Regions from separate parts of the Mus musculus genome. Here all the other regions are linked to region 3. The links are chromatin loops, found by intact Hi-C in ENCODE. Cell type or tissue: heart. All regions are shown on one strand. Region 1 has its middle 28 kb from the start of Gm45181. Region 2 holds the start of Ccnd1 (cyclin D1). Region 3 has its middle 35 kb from the start of Smim38. Region 4 has its middle 30 kb from the start of Gm46023. Region 5 has its middle 10 kb from the start of Gm34964. Region 6 has its middle 46 kb from the start of Gm46023.

Evidence for each region. A loop is a pair of places that touch in the nucleus more often than their neighbours do. Peaks named below come from ENCODE experiments on the same cell type or tissue, not always from the same donor. Only the 100,000 strongest peaks of a DNase experiment are listed, where the experiment ranks them.
Region 1: it touches region 3 in a loop (2.0-fold over the local background); 3 of 42 quality-filtered maps call a loop at or near these places.
Region 2: it touches region 3 in a loop (7-fold over the local background); 41 of 42 quality-filtered maps call a loop at or near these places.
Region 4: a loop joins it to region 3, with 2.5 times the contacts of the local background. A loop is called at or near these places in 3 of 42 quality-filtered maps.
Region 5: a loop joins it to region 3, with 2.4 times the contacts of the local background. A loop is called at or near these places in 5 of 42 quality-filtered maps.
Region 6: it touches region 3 in a loop (2.9-fold over the local background); 9 of 42 quality-filtered maps call a loop at or near these places.

The regions. Positions count from the first base shown.
Region 1 is chr7:145,136,498-145,140,497 of GRCm38, forward strand. No RefSeq gene overlaps it. Among named protein-coding and RNA genes, the nearest start is that of Gm45181, 28 kb to the right of the region's middle. In heart, CTCF peaks have their summits at 1,536 (motif pointing right) and 2,780; a DNase peak (open chromatin) is centred at 2,775.
Region 2 is chr7:144,936,107-144,940,106 of GRCm38, forward strand. It overlaps Ccnd1 (cyclin D1), which reads right to left and starts at 3,725. Exons shown (of 5, transcript NM_007631.3): 1 at 3,390-3,725; 2 at 1,781-1,996; 3 at 1,188-1,347. The coding sequence starts at 3,587. In heart, CTCF peaks have their summits at 1,522 and 3,711 (motif pointing left); DNase peaks (open chromatin) are centred at 1,605, 2,235, 3,045, 3,675 and 3 weaker places; H3K4me3 peaks cover 2,724 bases; H3K27ac peaks cover 3,024 bases.
Region 3 is chr7:145,241,391-145,245,390 of GRCm38, forward strand. It overlaps a transcript of Tpcn2 not described here. Among named protein-coding and RNA genes, the nearest start is that of Smim38, 35 kb to the left of the region's middle. In heart, no CTCF peak of the experiment used is centred here; DNase peaks (open chromatin) are centred at 752 and 1,941.
Region 4 is chr7:145,096,996-145,100,995 of GRCm38, forward strand. No RefSeq gene overlaps it. Among named protein-coding and RNA genes, the nearest start is that of Gm46023, 30 kb to the left of the region's middle. In heart, a CTCF peak has its summit at 1,526 (motif pointing left); a DNase peak (open chromatin) is centred at 1,486.
Region 5 is chr7:144,796,975-144,800,974 of GRCm38, forward strand. No RefSeq gene overlaps it. Among named protein-coding and RNA genes, the nearest start is that of Gm34964, 10 kb to the left of the region's middle. In heart, a CTCF peak has its summit at 1,658 (motif pointing right); no DNase peak of the experiment used is centred here; H3K27ac peaks cover 650 bases; H3K27me3 peaks cover 3,602 bases.
Region 6 is chr7:145,112,786-145,116,785 of GRCm38, forward strand. No RefSeq gene overlaps it. Among named protein-coding and RNA genes, the nearest start is that of Gm46023, 46 kb to the left of the region's middle. In heart, a CTCF peak has its summit at 2,090 (motif pointing left); DNase peaks (open chromatin) are centred at 1,536 and 2,086; H3K27ac peaks cover 1,692 bases.

The DNA of each region.
Region 1 (4,000 bases), 100 kb before region 3:
TCAGTCTGGATGATGGTGGCCCTGCTATCTTCCTGTCTTGATGAAGAAAATGAGGGCCTTCCCAAGGAGAGGACAGGCTTTCCAGGAAGAGGGAAGAGTTGCAGGTTGGGCCACCTCAGAGGTATCGGAGTATCTGCTCTCACTGGTGAGCGCCAGGCTGGTAACCCTCCCCAGGCAGCAAAGAGGGTCAGAGGCTGCAAGACTGACTTGCTCCATAGCTGGTGCTGAACACTTGACTGAGCTCCGTTTCCTTTCCTGAGGTCCATGGTCCCTTTGCAGGTGAAAAAGACAGACCCAAGGGATTTTTGTGATACTGCAGTCAGACTTGACAAAAGTCCTGCAAATCACACCAGGTACTGCCTTTGAACTTGCCATAACCTGGACCTAAGATGGCTTTGTCCCCAATCCTCCAGTCAGTGTCCTATATAGGCATTCAACAGGTGCCTATACAAGTAGGTGCAAGGACACTTGTGTTCCCACCACCTGCCTACTCCCCAATGTCCCCAGCGTTCACCTTTGACTTTTCACCTTTGACCTTTGCATGGAGTCCTCATTCCTCAGCACTCTGACCAAATATCCAGCAGGAACCAGGAAGAGAGGAAGGGCCTGTCTGGGGACATAATCTTAGAGGGTTCAGTTCCTGGTGGCTTGGTCCTGTGCACTTGAACAGAACATCGGAGCAGCAAAAGCATGCAGGGAGAGCGCTGTTCGTGGGATGGTTTACAGGAAGCAAAGCAACAGACAGCAAGTTGCCAGGAGCATGAGCTCCCACAGACTCCTCCCCAGGGGTTGACTTCACCGGATGTCCCACCCTCTAAAGTTTGCACAACCTCAACCGGCACTAAGCCCGCAGCACATGAACTCATGAAGCGCATTTCATATTCAAACTGTAACATTCTGCCCCTTGCTCCTCATCCATGGCCGTTTTACAAAATAAGTGTAGCCCCAAGAGCCCCTATAATGACCCAAAATTAACCTCTAAGCTCCACCGGCTCAGGGACCAGGTAACTTTCTGGAATACTGGGAGTTGTAGTTCTTGAAAAAAATAACAAAGCCTCGTTGGAAAGAACAGTGGCCTATAGGTTTGTCCTTATAAACCCCTGTAACACATGGTTCGGGGCTATTCTCTACTGGGAAATTCCAGGGAGTAGTCCTGAGCAAAGTCCATCTGTTGGTCAGGATTTAATATGTAATAAAGTTTGCTTCAAATTTGGCCCAAAGAGGCAGGCAGATTGCTGGTCTATAGAGTGAGTTCCAGAACAGTCGGGCTATACAGAAAAACCCTGTCTTGAAAAACAAAAATCAAACAAAACAAAAACAAACAAACAAACAAGAGAAGAAATTTGGCCCCAAATGGTAGAATTGGTTTTCTTCGAGAAAATCTCAGGATTAACATCTCATAGTCTTAACATTTCCAACAGTATTCAAGACCAATCCCTCCCATTTATTTATATTAGCTAGAACTTTCTATTTAAGAAAAAATATTTCTTTTGTTTTTGTGTATGTGTGTGAGTGTATATGCTTGTGTGTGTGCAGGTACCCACAGAGGCCACAAGAGGGAGTCAGACCCCAGAGCTGGTGTTACCTGCATTTATGATCATTCTGGTGCTGTGGTCCAACCAAAGGTCCTCATGTCAGAGCAGTAAGCACTCTTGATGGCTGAGTCATCTCTCTAGCCCACAACATTGTTAACAAACAAACAAAATGTCCCAACAAGTTCTAAATCTCTAAGACTGAAGGCAGCTCTCAGCTGTGAACCCCAGTAAAAAATTTAAAAAGCAAGTTAACCTACAACCAATATACAGTGATAGACATTTCTATTCTAAAGGGCAAGGTAAAGGAGGATTGCTAATCCCACCAGTCAAGAATAAGACCACTACTGTAATTATGAGCCAAATTTGAAGCAAGCTTTAATTAAATATTAGCCAGGACTCTGGCCAGGTCATTCCTGGGTTCCCAGAAAATGGTGACCCCATAAAGTCACAGTATTTTTCAAGTCCAATCAGGGGAAGGCATACATCCTGGCATCTTTCCTGCCTATGTATCTCCAGCCTACATGTGATCAAGTATATCCAGTGCAGTTGGGTCAAACAAATTTGGGGGCGGGGGATGGAAACACATGGCGTGTTATATTCCATAAACATTAGCCTCCAGCATTTCAGGAGATATCTGTCCTTGGGTAGGGGAGTGGGGCTTACAAGTTAGAGGCATTTTTGTTCCATGGATCTCTTAAGCACAGTAGTTAAAAATTAGAACATAACTTTGGCTCTCACAGGATCACCACAGCAGACAATGAGTGGGAGAGGTAGGCCTCTCTGGGAATACGATGCCTTAGTAAACTCCAGTGGGTCTGGAAGCTCACTGCTACCATCTTGCTATTTACGAACCCTGCAGCCTCACTCTTGGACCAGCTCTACCTACTGACTGCTGTTTCCCTTGCGGGCCAGATGTTCTGTATTCCTGGGGTCTCTGTCATAGCTTAGGCTCCATCATATAGCTCCATATACACTCTTTCAGGGAGAAGGGACCTGCTCGCAGGGATTCTGGCCCCGCCACTCCCAAGTCTTCCTTTGAAACTTGGGTACAACCCCCCATTCTCCCTTCACCCTTGCTTTCTGCAAAACCAGTGTGATGAGAACAATGTCAAGGTCACCACCAGTATAGTAGCAGCCAGACCTCTGTAGACCACAAGTGCAGCAGCCTCCTAGTGCCTGTGTCTCTGAGCACAGTGAAATGAATCATGGGCAAACAACTTTCCAGGCAGCTGTGTGTGAGCAAGGTGCCTCCTGGGTGCACTCTTCTCAAGGAAAAGCCTGGGATGGGTGGGGTCCAGCTAATTCCTGAGACGCCCTTAAGACATCTTTGCTATTGTCCTGATTCAAAGTACTTGACTTCTTTTTAAAGATGCTAATCTCTTTAACAACCACACCCTACTTGTATAAAACTTTGAATGCTCTCATTTTCTGGCCAAACTCTACAGTTTTTAAACCTGCCCTTCTTTCCAACTCTCATTGCGCTCTCTTTGCTCTCTCTCTCTCTCTCTCTCTCTCTCTCTCTCTCTCTCTCTCTCTCTCTCTCTCTCTCTCTCTCTTCAGTGTAAAGCTGGCTAAACACAGTATGCAATGTCCATGCCACAGCCACACACCACACTGCCTTAAAAAGTCCTTCCTCTGAGCTAGTGTTTAAAATTCAACCTCACTCAAAATGTCACGTTTCAGTGAGGAATAATTCCTCCACATTATGTGAAGGGCCACTTGTCCAATCCCAGGGACTCCTGTTCCCATCTGAAACCTCATGAGTCTCAGCTCTCTCCATTCCTGTCAGCATCTGATCTTCTGAGCTTTCGCAAGATCGTTGCAGTACTCTGGGCTTCCTCTAATCAGCAGCTCTAACCTCTTTTAGATTGATTTAGCAAATTGGTTGCAAAGGCTGATACACAACATGGCCAGGTTTGGTTACAGCATCTGCATTACTTCTCAGCATCAGTTCTTTACACTGGTTATTTTGGGTAGCTTTGACCAAATTGTCCGAGAGCACAGCTTGCAGGGGATGGGAACAATATGTTTTGGCTCATGGTTTCAGGGGGCTCTATTCTATGCATGACTGCTTAGTCTGTGTACTTGGACAGAACATTATGGTAGTAAAAACAAGTGATGGGGAGGCAGTTTGCATCATGGTGGACAGAAAACACAGTGAGAGACAAGAAAGGGCCATGAATCAGATCTCCCAAGGACCCAACTCCTGTGATCTACTTCCTCTAGGTAGATCCCATCTTCCAAAATTTTAGAACCTCTTGAAATAGCACTACCAAGACAAGAGCCCAAGTTCAAAACCAGGACACTATAGACATATGTAGTTGATATAGCCAGGAGGCTTAACAGAAGTCGTGAGTCTCACCAGGGTGCTGCAGGGATGGAGCCTCCTGAGGTAGGTATTCATCACTTGTCTAGAGCACTTTCTCTCTGTGCCCTCTTATGGTTGTCTTCTGAACGCACCCAGG
Region 2 (4,000 bases), 310 kb before region 3:
CTCTGGGAAACTCTGCTGCCTCTCTGAAGGCACTTTCAGCTCCATAAAAGGCTGCCTGGAGCTTCCAAAGGCTCCGCTCTCCTCAGAGAAACCCCAGCCAGCTGCCTCCCTGACTGCCAGCAGGGCCACCCCCACCCCTTAGATCCTTCCAGCCTACTGATGGCCTTGCTACTCCCATCTGCCACCCCCTTGTTTGGTACCCTTGGGGCGGGCTCAGCACTCTCGGCAGGTAGTTGGCAAGCTAGAATTTCCAAATTCTCACACCAGCAGCTTAGAAACACTGGCTATGGGGCTGTCAGACATAAGAAGATGTCACTGAGACAGCGGGGGTGAGGTGGAGGTTGGGGGTGGGGGGAGATACTCTACCGGCCCTTCTGACATCACAGGCCAAACAGCTATAGCAACTGAGGTCTGATCAGGGCCACAGAGGAAGGGGGTCCTCAACAGGTGGGAGAACACCACACCCCCTCAATATTGCTAAGCCTCCTGGGTAGGGTTCTCAGTTAGAGGTGAGGAGCAGCTGTCAGAAGTAGTACTGAAACCACTCAGAAGTAGCAGGGTTGTCTATGTGTGTGGGTTCCTGCATGGCTGTCTACCATGACTTATGTCAGCCTAATCTACCTGGGGTCTGGGGCCAGGGAGGGTCCCTTGGAGGAGTCATAGGGAGGTTCTAGTTTCTCTGTTTCCAGCCAACCCTCCCAGGACTCAGCCAAAAAGTACTGGCCTGCAGTACCCCTGGTGGGGCCTCTAAGTTCCTGCTCTGGGACTGTACTGTATGTAGCTCGTGGGGCTGAGGCTGGACCATTTGTCCCATCCATGTAGGAACCCCTAGCAGGTGGCTCAGCCTGGGAGAAGCTGGTGTGTGTGTGTGTGTGTGCTCTATAGCTCGAGCTCCTTAAGAACAGAGGCAAGGCAGGAAGCCTAGGAAAAGAGGCAAAAACCTCTTCAGAAAGCATGCTGTGGCCGTACCACTTCCTGGCAGTGGAAAGGTTGGCACAGGGAAGCTGTGTCATTCTGTTAGGTCTCCAAGATACTAGCCAAGAGAATGTGCCACCCAGTATCATCTATCTCTCCAACAAACTATCTGCACCCTGGGCTCAGAATAGATAGCAAGGAAAGAGGCCTTAACCCCAGGGGGAGTGGCAAGGAGCCCGCTCTTCCTGGGAAGAATGGGGGTGGAGCCTTACCTGTGGCACAGAGGGCCACAAAGGTCTGTGCATGCTTGCGGATGGTCTGCTTGTTCTCATCCGCCTCTGGCATTTTGGAGAGGAAGTGTTCGATGAAATCGTGGGGAGTCATGGCGGCCAGGTTCCACTTGAGCTTGTTCACCAGAAGCAGTTCCATTTGCTGCAGAGAATGAGGAACACGGTCAAAAGGAAGGCAGGCTGATTCGAGAAGGTCTAAAGAGTTGGGTCAACCCGGGACCCCATACAGGTAAACAACAAAATGTGCCTGTAGAAATACTAAGGGGACAGACTGCGGACAAAAAGAATCTCCCACCGCCAGCGCCGTGGCCTGCACGTCGCTAGGGGGCGCACACCGCCCACATTTCAGAGTGGTTTCACCACAGACATGGTGGGGAGTCCAGTACGGAAAGAGGGCGGGCACAGAGGTAGAATGGGTTGGCATTCTGCTCACTGCCATTTCGGTGTCGTGCGGTGCGGTGCGGGTGCCTTTCGTGGGGCAGGAGATCTGTCCATGGATGGCTGGATCTCCTGCCATTTGCAGCTCCCACCACCCAGCATAAAGAGGGATTGTCGGTGGTGGGTTACGTGGTTACCAGCAGCTCCTCGGGCCGGATAGAGTTGTCAGTGTAGATGCACAACTTCTCGGCAGTCAAGGGAATGGTCTCCTTCATCTTAGAGGCCACGAACATGCAGGTGGCCCCCAGCAGCTGCAGGCGGCTCTTCTTCAAGGGCTCCAGGGACAGGAAGCGGTCCAGGTAGTTCATGGCCAGCGGGAAGACCTCCTCTTCGCACTTCTGCTCCTCACAGACCTGCGGGGATCCGGACCCTGACCGTCAACGTGGGAGGGGGGCGTCGCTCGATACGACCCCATTCCCTTCTCCTAGATTGCACAGAGAGGGATTCCGGTGGCCAACTCCCTGGGATGCGCTCCTGCTCCGAGGGTTCCCAGTGCCCACCCACCCTGAAACTGAAAGGGAAAGTCTTTGGGCAGCTGGCGGGGCCGGTCGAAGCAATGGTGGCCACGGAGACCCCGGTCCCCTGTTGAAATTAGGAAGCCACAAGCCAGAGAACCCCACCGCGGGGCTGGCGGGGCGCCGGGGGCTGGGCGCCGCTCGAGCGCACGCGAGACACAATGGTGGCGTCCCAGGCCGCCGCGCTGCATTTCCCAGACGTCATCTTTTCAAAAAATATTTAAAAATATTTAAAAAATAACTAGGTGCCTAAAAACGACCTGAAAATAACCATCGGACGACCCTTGATCCAAGCCGAGGGTCAGGAGCTCAGTGGACATCGGGGGGTGAGCTCCAGCAACTCAAACTCCGGGGGCCCCCCTTTTGCAGGGTGCGGGCGCTGTTTGCCTCTACAAGGGCATTATGCCTCACTTTAAAAATTATTTTAAAATATTTTGGGACCCCTGAGTCTCCTGCTGAACATCTGAAAATGTGCTTTTGTCCCCCTCCGCCCCCAGTTTGACCTAGACAGGTTCCTCCAAATCCAGAACCGCACGCACAACAGTCAGTCTCATTGACTAGGGGGCCACGCGACCTTGCAGCCTGGCGTTTTCTCTGGGCCAGGCAGCGTGTGCGGGGTACCCAGGTCCGCTGTTTGAACAAAGAATCCCCCACCCCAAATATTCCTCACACTGTCTTATTTAGTGATTCCCGGCCGCCACGAGGCCCCTCGTGCCTGTCCCAGCGCCCCTACTGCCGCTCCCTGCCCTGCCCCCAATTATTAATAAACACTTTTTGCTTTGCAATAAAGGAGCAAAGATGGCGCATAATATTGGCACGAGCGGCCCTTGCATACGTGTCCATGGATATTAATTTAAAAATCAAATTTATGCCCCCTCCCCCCTTGAGCTGGCGAAACGCGCAGGGGCGGCCCCCGCCGAGGCGCTGCAGGAATGGGGCACAAGCGGGGGCCACAGAAGCTCAGCCTGCACCCTCTGTGGTGTCGCTGACACCGTCCTCCCTCGAAGGCACCCCTCCCCGACTGCCCTCCACCAGGAAAAGGAATTCCCATCTTCCCAACTCCCAAACCTTCCTCGTTCAAAAGGACCCAATCTATTTATTTTGTGAATACCGAGTCCTAGCAACGCACCCGGAAAACTCCGTGACGGAAGGGAAGAGAAGGGAGGAAGATGTTGGTGATAGCAACAAGTTGCCAGGGGGTCCCAAGCTAGCAGCCTGTAAAGTCTCTTACCTCCAGCATCCAGGTGGCCACGATTTTCCGCATGGATGGCACAATCTCCTTCTGCACGCACTTGAAGTAAGATACGGAGGGCGCACAGGTCTCCTCCGTCTTGAGCATGGCTCGCAGCACCCGGTCGTTGAGGAGATTGGTGTCAGGGTACGCGCGGCGGATGGTCTCCACTTCGCAGCACAGGAGCTGGTGTTCCATGGCGCGGCCGTCTGGGGAGGGCTGTGGTCTCGGTTGGGCTCCGGTGGCGGCTGCTGACGCGCGCTGCCTCGCGCTGTACTGCCGGTCTCCGGAGCGCGCGGAGTCTGTAGCTCTCTGCTACTGCGCCGACAGCCCTCTGGAGGCTGCAGGACTTTGCAACTTCAACAAAACTCCCCTGTAGTCCGTGTGACGTTACTGTTGTTAAGCAGAGATCAAAGCCGGGCAGAGAAAAGGGGGAGGGGGAGGGCCGAGGCGGGTGCAGGGGGAGGGGGCTCGGGAGCAGTGAGGGGGGGGGGCGGCGGGGGGGGGGCAAGCCCAAACCCTTCCCCCTCAGCCTTCGTAGATATGCAAATCGCTCGGACTGCTTCTCTCCAAACTGGGAAAGAGCGGGGCAAGGGGGAGGGGGGCTTCTT
Region 3 (4,000 bases):
TTCAGCAGCAGCCTGACTCGATTCAAACTCGCCGAGGAGACACACCTATCCGTATATCTGTGAAGGGGCTTTCAGAGAGGTTTAACTGAGGGGGACCCACCCTGAATGTGGGTGGCACCATTGCATGACTGAGGGTCCTGGAGTGAATAAAAAGAAGAAAATTAACTGAACACCATCACTCCCCTCTCTGCTTCCTCACGGGGTGGGAGGAGAGCTGGCAGGGTGGGGTGGGGGTGACAACGACTGTATCCCTTCAAACTGTGTGCCACAGTGATGTCCTCCTCCCTTAAGTCACTTTTGTCAGGTCACAGCAACAACGTAAGTGACAACAGCAACCCCAAAAGCTAGGGAGAATCTTCCCTGCACCTTCAAAGGCTACGGACACCAGCCCACCTTGACCTTGGACTCAGAATGGGAAGGTGGGTTTTTTTTTGCAGTGAAAAGCCATGCAGCAAGCTTGGCTTCAAAGCCAAGGCTACTCCAGGAGGTCAGGACTACACCCATCACCCTGAGTTTGGGCAGATCAATTGCTCTCAACATGTGGAATCCATCCCTGTCACTTTACTGAGAACTTAGGCATGAGAGGAAACAAAATAGAAGCCAGTAGTCCACCTCAGTGTATTCAGAGGAGGGCTTTTGTCTCCTACCCCGTGGCAATTTTACCACCCGGACTCCTGCCTGGCCTGGAGTTCCCCTCCATTGGCCACCAGCCACCACCACTGGCTGGAGCAGAGATCACCGCCCTGCATGCTGTGGTCACGAGGAGTCCCTGCCCTTTAGTTATGTGGTAGTTTATGTGCCAGGGGAAAGCAAGGCCAACCAGTCCCTGGTGCCCCCAAACACATTCTTGGCATCTCACAAAAATGCTGAAGGTACCTGATTAGAGAAATGCTTTGGGCTCTATGGGCCATGAACTCTGAGCCCTAGGGAGGCAGTGACTTCACACCTCCCCCTCGCCCACCCCGTCCCTGCCAAGTCTGAGCTGCCTACCACATCAGTGACACCATCGCGGTTTCTCTGTCCACGCACATGGCCAGTGTTTCTGTTTTCTTGAGGCATCAGCTTTGATACACACAGAAAAGGGCGGGGGATGTTAATGTGGGGAAGGTATCTATTAAGGTCTGAGCTCCAGTTCCTTCCTGTCAAACGGAAATAAGGATAATCATGTGTGCACATTAAACTGCACATGTCAGAGTCCCCATGGTGGTCACTGTCACCCCAGAGTCTGTTCCAACACTGGCCCAGCCCAAGGTCAACCATTTCCCCATTCAGGGTTCAGTGCCTTCTACACTTTCCAATGTCCATAGAGGACAGAGGATATGTCAGAACATGGCCAGATTTGCATCCCAAACTGGACCCCTTCGGCAGCTCACAGTGGAAACCATGTGGTTGACCCAGAAGTGGACACCCACACATTTCTCCACCTATCAGTCTGCCCATCAGATACCTCCTGGGCATCTTTCTATATACCAGTTCCTCCCTGAGCACCTGGGACTTGGCCAAAAGTAAACTACATCTCTATCCTGGTGAGGTTCACATTCTAGCCAGAGAAAGCCCATGATAGGGGACCCCTAAATACACACCACATCAGACAAGAGGAACACCAAGGGACAAGCCAGGCCGGGAGAGGAGACAGTCCTGGAGACACACTCCTGCCCTACAGTCTTCTGGGGTCCCTTAGGCCAGAAGATCTACACATACATTCAGATGGGCAAGGGGGGACAGTAGAGAGGACAATACACGTGGGCCTTGCAGTCAAGGAAAGCTGCCCAGCCGCGAAGGAAGCCTTTATGAAAATAGGAAGGAAAGATCATTTAGGTAACCACCAGTCTAGCCTTAGAGTGGGGAGGTGAGCGGACTGGGACAGGATCCACCCACTGCCGCTGGAGCTCTGCTGTCCTCTGCTGGACAGATCAGGGATTTCAGGTACCCTAGTCTGGGACTCCTATCTCCTGGATAATCTGCGCCTGCCCCAGGCCCTCACCTGTATGCAAAACACCTCTGGGTGCCAGTTCATACTACCAGCTGGACCCTATGAAGGGCACACATCCCGTTACCCAAGCCAATTCTGGGTGCCCTATGGGTTTACAAGGTGCCAGTGACACCAGCCCACAGCAGGCTCTACTGGGGCCTCAGACATCAATGGCATCTGGGTCTGCATACAGGTGCCAGCTGTCCCAGTGCACACCTCACCTGGGGGAGGGACACTGCTTAAAATGCTCATTGAGACAGGTGAACACAGGACGGAGCACCTTTGTATAGATGCAGAGGTGAAGGGGGTGCTGTCAAGGAGCCCCCAAACTGTGTGCCAAGTAGAGAGCCCGTGAGAAATGCAGCCCCTTCCTTGCTGCCCTGTCACACCAGGCTTCTGTCAGCCATTTTTCAGTGATGCTACATACCATCCAAAGCCTTTCTTAGGAGCTGTGCTCTCCAGAGTGCCTACAGGTCCAGGGTTCAGTGAGGTCAATCCTAAATTATACACAAGGAAACAGAAGCAGTGGGAGAGGGGCCCAGAATAGTGCCCTGGCCTGGAGAAATCCCCAGATATTATCTCCTAAGAATCACCATTAAGTAGGTTGATCTATCTATCATCTATCTATCTATCTATCTATCTATCTATCTATCTATCTATCTATCTATCTACCTACCTACCTACCTACCTATCTACCTATCTATCTATCTATCATCTATCTAAGGTCCACAGATCCCAGAGGGGCTGATCAACCCACAATGTCTAGAACAATCCCCATCTAAGCAGGCAGCGGTGAGTACCAGCCAGCATGTGCCTGCTTGTGGACCCCTCCAGCTCAGGACAGTGTGTTTTCACCAGAGGACAGCACTCTGTCCCACTGGTAGCCCTAGCCCAGCTCAAATATCTTCCAATGCTATCACTTCAGAACAAAGTGACAAGCCAACATGGACAGAACCTGCTTCCCTAGATCACTACATAGAAACAGAAACTGTCTCTTAAGCCACTCTGTCCCTACTGACTTCCAGTCCCACCTCAGGAGTCTGGTGGCCTAGGGTCCATCATCAGCATGAGTGCTGGTAAGAAGCACCCACAGAGGACTGAGCTGCCTCAAGCCTCTATGACAGGTCACCACCGACTGGGGTACACAGACCAGACTGTCTCCCTTCACAGTTTGCAAAGCCAGGCATCCAAGTTTGCTGACATCTGGGCCCCACCCCTCCAAAGGGCCCAGGGAGGAGCCTTCCTTAGCTCTAGCTTCCTGATTCCCAGGCCTCCCTCAAGACATACCTGTATCACTCGATGTCCACCTCCATCACCACAGGGCTCTTCTGTCTCCCCTCACACAGACACCAGTCATTCTGTGAGGCTGACCCTTTACCCACTGTGACTCCACCTCAAGATCTCTAGAGACTTCTGCAGATTCTATCCCCAGGCAAAGTCACACAGTGCTTAGGGACTAGGACTCAGAGACACCTTTGGAGGTCAGTGGGGGTGGAGAAGGAGAGGCATGACCATTCTCAGAGTGCATCCCCAGACCTGTACATCACAGGAAGCAGTTTAGCACAGAGACTCCCCACCCAGCCAGAAATTGAGGGTGGGGACCAGCAATTGGTTGACAAGTTCTGATGGATATTAAAGCCTAGGGACCAGGACAGCTCTCATGTTCCCAGCTGCTGCAGAGAGCCTGGTAGTGGGAAGGTTGTCTTGTGCCATGGGTTTCTTCCCTGGGGTTGAAGTACCTGGGACAGGTGACATGCATAACCACGCCTGCCACACCCAACCCTGTTAGGAGAAGCAGCTGCCCAGGGGGCGTCTAAAAGTTAAGAGTGTGGGGCTCATGGGGCAACTGGATCACTTCATGCCCACAATCAAGCAAGTGGGCTAAGCCCTAGCTAAGCTAAGAGCCAAACAGAAGCTTTTCCAACACCACAGGCCAGCAGACAGACTAGAACCCCACTGCAACAGTCATGGAGGGTCCCTAGGGGCCAGGAATCCTGGACAAGAACCAAATGGTATCACCAACATCCC
Region 4 (4,000 bases), 140 kb before region 3:
GGTTTTCCCAAGCAATAGTTCCCACCATGGGGACTTTCAATGACAAAACCAATCAGGAAAGTCCCTGGCAAGCCACATGGCTGGCCACCTTAACGAAGCCACCTGCCTTTCCTCAGCTGCCTCCCATCTCCATTTCTTCTTTTTCAAAGATTGTGTGTGTGTGTGTGTGTGTGTGTGTGTGTGTGTGTGTGTGTGTGTGTAGGTATCTTCAGAGTCCAGAAGGAGGCATCAGATCTTCTGCATCAGGAGTTACAGGTGGTTGTGAACCACTGAAGGTCAATGTTGAGAACTGAACTCGGGTCATCTACAAAAGCAGCAAGTAGTTTTACAGCTGGGCCATCCCTCCAGCCTCCTGATTTCTTTAGAAATACATAAAATCTGTGTTGTCACCAATATGGGCCTTGTCACCATCTACCCAGGTGGCTCACAATGTCTCAGAGAGCATGAAAATGCAGAGCTCGTATAATGTCTGTAGTCCTTGCCTCCGTGATAGCCACCCCCCTACACACACACACACACACACACACACACACACACACACACACACACACACAGTGCAGCAAGTCACCTGTGCACAATGTCAAAAATAAGTACAGTGTTTCTTCTCTGATCATTCTCAAATTTGAATGTGTCACAACTCTGAGGTATTCCTGGCACAGTTCTCCTGGGTTGTATCTCATAACAGGAAGTAGGGAATGGCCTACAGATACAGCTTGGGGCACATCAAGCTATGGGCAACACGGAAGCAGCCACCACACTCATCCAGGAAGGTTCTAGAATGTATTGGTGGCCAACAAAGCCCTAAGTTATCATTTCACGGGCAGGAAACAGAAGGCATGCACCTCAAGAAGTCTGAGGAGTAGGTTGCTGGGTCTCTTGGGTTTCTCTCTGACATCAGGATAGCCATCAGGTGACATCTTTCTCCTGCCCCTGCCATCCTGTATTGGTTTAACTAGTTGTGAGATTTTGTAAAATGAAAAGAAGCTATCCTAGCAGGGCTGCTGCTGTGGTGTCCATGGTGGGGGTTGGGTAGCATTGGCTGGAGCTGGGTCAGTCCCAGTCTGTTCCTAGCAAAGAAGATGCAAAGGAGCCATATTTGGGTCTGACTAGACAGGAATCTTTTGTCCCCAAACTGAGAATTTAGCCCTGTCATAAGTTTGTTTTCTTAGGAAGGTTCTGGGGTCTTAGGAGCTGGAGGAGGTCAGCCACTGGGAACTGATGCAAAACACATGGACTCAGCTCACTACCAGAGACTGTCATGTGGCTCCTAAGACTCAGAGCTTCAGGATGGATGTATCCTGTCATCTTCAGGCACAGCTGGATCTAGGTGCTCAAACACAGCCACTGACTTCTCTCTGCAACCATTCCTTGACCGTCTTCGTCCACACTACCTCTGTCTCCACAGCTTCCTTCATTGTTTGTGTCTCTGCTTCTCTTGGTGTCCTCAGTTGCAGACAGGCACCCTTCGGGATAAGAAAGGTGACAGTTGTCACCCTTGTCTCTTGAGCCAAGTGACAGCTCCCCCTGCTGGCTGGGTAGGAAAAGTCACAGGGAGACTCTTGGTCAGCTTGTGTCACATGCCTACCCCACTGTGACTGTGGTCAGAGAAGAGTCCTCACACTGCCAGTCCCTCCAAACCACACTATGAGAACTGAAAAAGGCACACGGTTCTTCAAAGAAGATGTTGTCATGGAGGAAGGTCAGAGCCAGCGCCACCAAAGATCACAGATGCCACGGTGGCCATGGGAAGCAAAGACCTTCAAGTCCTAGATCAATTCCAGAGACTCCAAGTTTCAGTAACTGTGATCCTCGGTGTGTCCAGAAGGGAGAGCACACTCAGATACTGCAGCTTTGGAGAGACGTAGACGAGAGCAAGCAGGTTCCTAGGTAGAGCAGAAAGGGATCATGACTCTGAACCCAACCTCAGGTTGCCTTTCACTACTTCACCCTCATGTCACGTGTGAGGTGTCACTGTGCATATCTGTCTCAGTTACTGACATCTGCCACTGCCACCACCACCACCGATACTGTCATCACCACTACCACCATCAGCAGCATCACCACCAAAACCATCACCATCATCCATACCACTATTAATCACTGCCATTACTACTACCAACAGCACCAGCATCATCACCATCCCCTCATCACTGTCACCATCCAAAGGGCGCTATCACCATACCCGGGACCGCCAACACCTCCTCTGTCAGATCCACCACTACGTTAACTGTCACCACCCATCATCACTGTCATACCGACACAACTCACACACTCCTACTTCTCTCACCATTAAAAATAAGCCTCATATCCACATCAATCAACAGTGCTATTACCATAGCAACAGCAGTCTTTCTGACTGGAAGTTTATTACGGAAGTTCGATGTGCGGGTATGGATGCCACTAAAGAAAGGAGCACCGGGCCACTGCAACCCAAAGCTTCACCTTCCGGTGAAGGTGCAGAGATCTTAGAAGTGAAGAGACTAACCAAGACAATCTGGGGGACTAAAGGACTGGGGTTCCAGACCTGGGCTCAGATCCAGAGCCTGCTGGCTCCTTATCCAGGCTGAGTCACCTGCTTCCCAAGCCTGTCTCCTCCATCCCTAGGAATGACTGTTCTTCCAGCTGCTCAAACACTGGGGAATCGCTGCCCTTCTCTCCTGGTCCCACCACAGCCAAGCCACAAGTCAGCCCCGAGTTCTCTACCTCCCAGTGAGACCGATCTGTGTCTTAAATGGCCTATGAAGCCCTGAGTCCCTGTCCCATATCTGACTGTCATCTCAGACTTCAACTCCCTACTCTGATTCTGTCTGAGGTGCAATAAAGCCTTTTAAAGTGAGTAAGCCCAACTTCGTCCCCGCCTCAGGGCCTCCGTGTCTGTCGTTCTTGTGTGTTCCCCAGACTTTCATGTAGCTGGCTGCCTCTCATTCAGGCTTTACTGTTAACTAAGGCAAAGCCACTCCCCATCTCCTGTAACTGAAGCATCCCAGCCTGGCGGCTCCATCAGACCTGCAAGCAGTGTCCCTTTGAATGCACCGTTGCGTTTCTGTACATTATTCAGCTTTTTAGCTACAGCCCAAGCCCCAGGGGGACATGGACGGTGCCTGGTTCTTAGAGGTGGCCCCAGGACCTCACACAATTTCTGACAGACACACACTTGGAATCATTGATGGGTGACTGACTTCATTTGAGTGGGCCAATACAGTGCCCCAACTCCAGATTCTGAACCTCTTATTTAATGTTCTGGTTAATTACCTGCTGGTCATTCTCTCATCATCTGTCTACTCGTCAGCCATGTGTCCCCTTAGCCTTTTTTGTTCACCATCCTTTGTCCATCCATCCAATAGTTACCCATGCTATCTGTCCCCCATGCATCCACACTCTACCTGGTCCATCTAACTACATATTCGCACACCCCTGAGTCTACCCATTCCCCACCTATATGTGCATCTATCCCTCCATCCAACCAACATCTGGCCGCCCTTCCATCTATCCAATCAACATCTACCCATCCACCCACTCAACCATCCTCCCTTCTATCATTTACCTGTCCAACCAATTAGCATCCACCCATCCATCAATATCCCATCTTCCATTCACCCATTCATTCGTCCATCCAAACAACCAACACATACCTCCTTATTGACTCATCTGTCCACACAGCAAATGTCTACTCATTCACCCACACATCCACCTGACCCCCAGCCTTGTCCTCTCTTTGCCTCATTTCTCCACAGCATGAGTTGGTCCAGGTAGGAACTATGCCACCCCAGTGGGAAGATCAGACCACACCCCAGAAGGCTGTTCTTGCTCTTAAATAGTAGGTCCACACATTCCAGAGCCACTGTGAGAGAGTCAAGATTATGCACCACTCTGAAAAGTAGCTGACATTATATAAAGCTCATGGTGGGGGCGTGAGGGTCCCAGGTGAGGTCTGGTCAGTATGCTAGGGCAAGAGGAAAGAGTGTGATGGAGTTGATGAGAATCTTCCTGGAAGAGGCAA
Region 5 (4,000 bases), 440 kb before region 3:
TGGAGCTGAGCTCAAGCACTACCAGACTCGGGACAGGAACGTAGCCAGTGGCAGAAGGCACCAGTCACGCTCAGGATGGACCTCAGACACCCTTCAGAATAGGGTACTACCCTCATAGATGGGGTACAGCTGGTGCCTATCAAGGGAGGGTAAAGGACATCATGGTCCTGTCAGGCAGGAATCAGGCCTAGAGAGTCCCGCTGGCCTTGGCTATGGACTTCCATCACAGATGGCCCAGAACCTACCCGTTGGCCCAGCTCTCTCAGATTTCCCTGTAGGAAAGTGCCTGTGGTTTCCTCTCTGAGACCTTTTATTTATTCACAACACAGTACCAAAGAGTCTGGCAGGCATGTTGTAGGCCTGGAAGCCCTGCATCATCGTTCTCTCTCCCTCCCTGGCCCCCCAGCCTCAAAAAGGGACTTTTCATTCCAGCTCTGTCTCACATTAGAGTTGATTGGCAATTAGCAGATGTCGTGACCCTCCTCTGGGAGCCAGTGCACTAGCTTCAGACATCAGGTTCCCACCAAGCTCTGCCTGTTCTGAAGCTTCCTTCCAGGGGTACTCCAGGGAAATTAACATCAGCGTTCCAGGAAGGAGGGGAAAGCCCTTCAGAGCCTGAGAATGTCACCTTCTCCCTGGGAGGGAATTCAGCCGCCGCGTCTATCAACACGGAAAGATTAATTGGTGCCGAGTAAATTATCAAAATGCGTGAAGCAGGGCTGCCCGTGGCCATCACAGCACCACGCCCCAGATCCACGAGGGGCTGGGAATAGCCAGCTGCAGATTATTTTTCCCTCGGTAGGAGACCTCTTGGTCCACAAGGCCCAAGTTCAAGTCCAGGATGGGGCTGGTCTTAGACGGCACAAAGCCCACATTGTAGATGAGTCTCCGAGGGCTCAGCACCTAGCAGGGCCTTCTTGTAGGTTCATTTCCTTATTCCTACAGTTCTGCATTTGTCCCCACTAAAGCACAGGTGAACTGACAGGATCCAGTCTGTCTCAAAGCCCTCTCAAATAGGCAACAGATCTGAGCTAAAGGCAGGAGGCGCTCCAGGCCTCATGTGCTCCTTTAAAGTGTCTTAGTACCTGAGCAGCTCTGAGCCTTGTTCCTACAGGCTGCAACTAGAGACAGGGTAGGAAAGAGTCCCTGCTTCAAAACAGAGGATCCTATGAAGCAGGATGTAGCCAGGACTGCATGGGGTGCTACCCCGTCTTTTGAAGATGCAGATACCCCCATCCCCTGGGAGATTGTTAAGACACAGAAATAACAAGCAGGGTTCAGAGTCAGGTGTTGGGCCTGGTGGCCCTAGTGATTGATAGGTAGCTCTGGTTTGGGACCTGCCATGGGAGACAGTCCTAGCTATTTGTGACACATACAGAGTGGGACATATTAAGAAACTTTGTGGTGGCCCCATTTCACAAGTGGAGAGAGTCAGAGCTATAAGGGGGCTCTCAGTTCTTCCCAGAGAGCCCAACACCTGGGAAGTCTCAGCAACCTGGGTCAGTGGGCTGGGGAGAGCCCCCTGGACATCTCTTGCACTCCGAGATACAAGGTTAAACAAGTGACTGCCCTGGGGCTTCTGCTGTGGGTCATGTAACAGTGGTGAGGGCAGACTTGGGGCAAACCCTCCAGAAGGAAGAGCAGCCAGGCCCCACTGCTACCACAAGATGGCACTGCTTTGTGAGATTTTTATTTTCCTTAGCATCCTGATTGGAGATGCCTGGGTGCACATGGGCATGCTCCTAGAATGCCCCTCCTGCTGCTTCTCTCTCTCTCTCTCTCTCTCTCTCTCTCTCTGTGTGTGTGTGTGTGTGTGTGTGTGTCCTGTGTCTGCAATCTGCATCCTTGATATGAGTCTGTGGCTGTGGTGTCTCTGCAGGACCACAAAAATCCCCCAACTCTAGAAAGACTGTCATCAATACCAGAGTCTGTTCTATGGTCTCCTTCAGACTCTACAGCCCCATGCTGACCTAGCAGCTGCCCTACGAGGCCACACAAAAGTTTTCTGCATGTTCTCTGGACAGCTGCACCACTCCACACTGAGCTCCTGTGGTCACATCTGGGTAGAGTGACCCAGACATAAGCACAGGGCATGGCCTATGATAGGGAGCCCCAAACAGTTCTCTGAAAATTTGTTTACTCCTTCAGCCAGTCTCTGAGGTAGGATCAATAGCCATCCTTGCTTATGATGTAGAAAGTAAGAGTACTCAAAAGCTGAAGCAGAAGAATTGCCTCAAGTTCCAGACCAGCCTAGCTGAAGTGTGAGACCCCAGCTCACAAAACAGCAAGAAGCAGAGGAAGAGGAAGAGGAGGAGAAGGAGGAAGAGGAGGTGAAGGAGGAAGGAGAGAAGGAGGAGAAAGTGAAAGAGAAAGATGAGACTAGGAAAAGAGGAGGAAGGAGACAAAGAAGGGGAGAAGGAAGAGGAGAAAAAAGAGGAGAGGAGAAGAGGGAGGAGAGGAGAAAGAGGAGGAGGAGAGGAAGAAGGTAATAGCTAAGGCATGAAGAGATTTAGTGTCACCAACTAGGTGACAAGTGGCAGAGGCAGCCCCCTGGCCAGCATCTGGTTGGTAGTCAGAGATAAGAGGGTACGTGATGCCCCTGGACTGTGTTGTCACTGTAGGGAGACAAATCCTCAACCCAGCATTAGCAGCGTGACTGTCCCTTTCAAAAGCCCCTGTCTCCCCATTTCCAGGAAGCCACTCTGACCTCTAAGCTCTGCAGCCATAGGTTGGCGTTCTGACCTGGTGGGCTTGGGTTGGTTTTGACCTGGTGGGCTTGGGACATATGCACTGTTTACAAGCCTGTGGGTGCTAGAGCCAAGGCTTTGAGAGCTAAAGGGACTGTCAGGAGTGCTGGACGTAGGATGTAGCTACAGGTTTGCAAAAAAATCACCTCTCTGTCCAGGGCCTCAAGGCTATAAAGTTCAACACCTTCTTGACACGTGCTTGGGATTGACCCACTGGCATAGTCTGGCCACCACCTCAGAGATGACAGTACAGTCACTCTCCAAATGTAAACACATACCAAGCCTGTGTATCAGTGAATTAAGGAGCTAGAGTCCCTTGCCTTGGGAAGTGAGGGGTTCTAATGAAGGTTGCAAGCCTGTCCACCCAGGGCCCTGCTAAAGAAGGAATGGTCCCCAGCCTGTTTTGTCCCCTCTGTGGCTTCTTAGTTCTGGACACTGAGCCAGTCTGGGCAGCAGGCAATTCACACTGTGAATTTCTGTGGAAAGCATTTTAGGGGTTCTGAAAGCCCTGTACATTCTGTGTTAAGGACAGAGGGCCTCCTGCATGCCCTGTGCTGCTGAGAACCTGCCAGCCTGGCCTGAGGATGGGTTCTAACCATCACAGTGAGCAGATGTTCCTGGGCCCCAGCTCCGCCATGGATCTGGTGTATTTCCCTTCCCTCTAAGAGGCCACCAGTGGCCCCAAATGCCTTGCATGTCCTGAGTGGCCCTGAGTGTCACCAGCCCACCATCTGTTCTTTTTCCAACAGGCCTGTCCTTGGTGAGGTCCAGCTGGGACCTCCAGCAGGACCCTCCTTGGCAGGGCCATAGGTGGCTACTCCAAGCCTAACGCCCTGTCCCCTGCCTCAGCTCTAGCAAGCATTCATTAAGAACCCTATCTCATCCAGAGCTCAGGTTCCAGCTGAGACCCAGGCTCTGTGCTCTGAATTATCAATAAAAACCATGATCGCTGCAGCCCCTGCTGTATACAGAGCATGAACTGGGGCTTCTGGGACGATGGTGTGGTGGCCCTGTTACTACCACAGGAGGGGTGGCAGAGAATGCTGATGGCCATGGGGGCTAAGCTTGGCTTATGCTTTGTAAAAGAAGGCCAGGAAAAGAGGGAGGAGAGAGGGAGGAGGGAGGAAAAGAAGAAGGGGAAAAGGAAAGGGGAGGAAGGTACATCCCTATAGGGGTTGGTCCCTCCCCAAACTGGTCATTACCCAGCCTTTCCTTGTCCCCACCCTCCAGATCTCTCCCTTGGGTCTTCTCTT
Region 6 (4,000 bases), 130 kb before region 3:
AATCTCATGAGGCTGGGACTGTGGGGGTCAGAGGTAGTCATAGCTGGGTCATGTGCCCATGACAATGGCTAGTCCTTATCAAGTACTTGCAGGTTCCACAGTCACGGGTGGCATGCAGCCTCTGCCCAGCTCTGACACTTTCTCCACAGCTCTCCATCTTCTCTTCCCCAGGCTCGCCTGAGGTGCACAGAAGCTGCACCCCAGAGCTTCACTCCCAGACCACGTGCAGTCCCCCAGGGCACCTCTCTGCATGGAGCTCAGTCCATCTTCTCCCTCTCCTCCATCTGAGACAGCTGTCACCTGTTGCTGTTACTGTGTGACCGCTGGCTTTCACACTAACTGGTGGCAGTGCTCAAGGGCTTCCCAGACTAGTGGGAGGAACACAGGCACACACCCAACAGTAGCTCTGTCCATAGCACTGACATGGGGATGTGAGGGAAATAAAGACTCTGGGAAGGTGTCTGCCTGGGGCACCCTGCCTTAGGCTCCAGATGGTAACCGATGAAGGCAGAGATAGTTTGAGCTAGGCAAGCCACCCTGACACCGTACCACAGCCAAGAGGCACACAGCTCAGCTGTTGGTGACTGCCTGTACTCTACCTGGTGTGAGCTGGCCGGCTGCAGGTACAGCACCCATGGGGCCAGGCTATAGAGATATAAGGTTAAGAGCAGTCAAGTGTGAAGGAGAGAGACCCTGTTTGGTTATCTGCTCTCTGCAAAGCCCTCACTTTTGTATGGGGTGGGTTGTGGGGCTTCAGGAAGAAGAAACCATGGGTGGGAAGGACTTCCTGGTGGGCGAGCATTCGTGATTTAATGCAGTTCTTGGTAGAAAGGGCTCCTTTCTGCAACCCTTCCTCTGGGGTTAAGCCAGGCAGAAGTCACAGTCAGGTGTATCAGGAGAGCTGGGAGAACTCAGGTCACAGAGGTTCCATTTATGAGCAATAACTCCCAGTGACCTTAGAACCCTAGAGGTGAGGGGCCATTCATCCATTCACTCACTCAGTCAGTCAGTCAGTCATTCACTCACACTGCACCTTCTGGCTTTAAAACAACCTTAGCCAGTGAGGGAACCTACTTTAGGGCTGCCCATACAGCCTGCGGGGCTACAACTGTTCCCATCACAGATGGTGAAGAGCTGCGGCCCTCAGGTCTCATATGGGTGTGCACGGCAATATGGGAGCTGGGTGGCATAGAAGCTGCAGGCAAAGCGGCGGGATGATGAGGGGGTCCTCCACCCCAGCCTCTTGTTCACCTTCTGGACAGCCATGGAGACAGAAATCTCCATGAGTCCCACTGTGGCCTCAATCAGCAATCTGCCATCCCCATTCCAATCTTATCCCGGGCATCCCCAATCCAACGAGGGCTTGGCAAATACTTTTAATGTGCTCTGCCTGTTGCTAAAAGAGGGAACAGGGCAGGGCTCAGGCAGCCCTACACCCCCAGCTGCTCAGAACATTGTGGTGGCCAGATCAACAGACAAAGGTCAGATCCCAAGGAAACCCCAGGGAAGAAAGGAGAGCAGAAAGCATGTGCAAGAGCCCATCAAGAGCTCTGCGGCTGACACTGTCTGCAACCAGAGGTGGCACTGTAGCCCTGAACCAGCCAATGCTCTGCAGGGACTATAGGCCTCACGGGCCTCATTAGGGCCTGGCTTTGCCCCCAGGGCTGGGAACCCTGGATATGGCAGAGACAATGTCTCACTTCCCCCCTCCAGAAATGTCCTCTGTTGCTGGGTTTTTAGGATAGGAGATGAGTTTCCCATGAGCTGGTCATCTGGGCAGAAACAGTGGGAAGGGAGGATAATGAGGCTCAGGGACCAATCCAAAATGGAGGTAGAGAGATGGACATCCAGAACCTACCCAGTGTCTGGCTGCCACAGGAAGGGTGTGACTCCTTACAGGGAACACTGGGAATGCCTGTGGATGGCTGCTTTGGTACCCTTACCCAGAGAGGTAATGTGGCTCCTGTGTCCTCAGGAAGTATTGTTAGGCCTCCCAGACCCTACTAGACTGCTCCCAGAATTCTTCCTACTACAGGACCCCCCTTTCCTTCCTACTTGCCCATCAGCTCCACCTACTGGTTGCTCAGGGAAGGCCCAAGAGGCTTGTTAAGGGCAGAGCCTGATGTCTCAGTGTGTCCCCATTTTAGAGATGGGAGCAGAGGCTGAGAGAGAAGAGGTCACCTAGCCAGAGGGAGATGCTGGTCTGAGAACTCGGCAGGCTTGCCTCCCATAGCTCTTCTCTCTGTGGGATGGTGCCTCATCCCACCTGCGTCTACTGCACAATCCCAGAGTCCGGCATGTCTCCTGAGACTCAAGCACACTTTGATTAGCCAACTTCATGTCTTTGTGCTGATGTCTGCCTCTGTGACCCCCAACAGCCCAAATGAGTCCTACTGGGAGGGAAGGACATAGAAATCTGAATTTGTCACTTAACAATTCTCTCTTCTGTCTTCTATACTCAAAGTGTGTGCTAGACTAACTATTAACCAGTTGAGGAGTGGGGGTGGTGGTGATGATGGTGGTGGAGAGTGTGGTTATAGTGATAGAGGTGACTGCTATGCTGATGATGGTGATGGTGGTTAGGATGCTGATGATAGTGACGATCGTAATGGTGATGGTTATGGTGATGGTTATGGTGATAGTGGTGATAGTGATATTGGTGATGCTGTTGCTAGTGATGGTGAAGATAATGATGGTGGTGATGGTGTTGCTAGTGATGGTGAAGATAATGATGGTGGTGATGGTGATGATTGTGGTGATGGTAGTGATAATGGTAATGCTGATGACAATATGGTGATAATGACAGAGATGATGGAGATGCTGATAGTGGTAGTTATGATGATGATGGTTATAATGGTGGAAACAACTTGGTCTGAACATGCACCTATAGTGACAGAATTAATTCTGTCTACTCTTACCTCAAGAAGGAAAGTGAGGCCAAGAGAGGTTTAAGTCACCTTACAAGATAGCGGCTAAACCTAGAGGGCAACTGGCTGCGCCATCAGAGCAGCACTGACTCCACTCTGTACCGCTCTCTCAAAGCCTTGCTCACACCTCACACCTCACACCTCAGACCTGCCTGCATTCTTGGCCCCTTGGGGTTGTTTCTTGCTGGTCCTCAGTGTTATGCCTGTTACCCACACAGATTTGACTGTTGCTCTCGAATGTTCTTACATTGCAAAATAAGTCAAAGATGTAAAGTACAGGGCCCGGGTGTGGGTTCTCCCAGGGACTGAGGAGGGACAAGAAATCCCTCTACAGCTCTCCACACCACCTCTCTGATCTTCAGGGTGAGTCCTGGGCCCGCTGAGCAGCCTACCGAGGTGCAACAGACCTATGGTGTGTGCCCCAGGAACCCACCTGCATTCAGGCCTCTCTCTGCTATGCTTGGGCTCTGGATGGCACCTGAGGTGACTTCAGATGTGGGTGAGCACATAAACATGCCTCTGTGTGGATAGATGCCTGTTCTAAATCAGAACAAGGTGGTGTGATGTAAGGAATCTTCACAGAGAGTTACCTGGGTCATAAATGGCTGGGCTCTGCACAAACCTTTACTTGAATGATCTCATTTAGTCACCCAGATGCACTAGCTAGCAGTCTGTGTTATTTATGGGACAAGGCACTGTAGAATGCCAATCACTACCTTACGATCGCAGCTGACAGCTGTAGGAGCTGCAGCTGCTACTACCATTATCACGATCATGACCACCACCACCACCACCACCACCATCATCATCATCACATCACCTTTATCAATATCACCACCATGACTATCATCATCACAATCACTATCATCATCAGTAGCATCAGCATCACCACCACCACCACCACCACCACCACCACCACCACCACCACCACCACCATCAACATTACTGACATCACTACCACCACCAGCAGTAGCATAGTCAGCCTGTATCCTCAAGATTATCAACCATGGGAAAGCAGAACCGTGTTGGTCCCACCCTAGTCAGTCTGATCACCTGTGACTCTGTGGAAATGG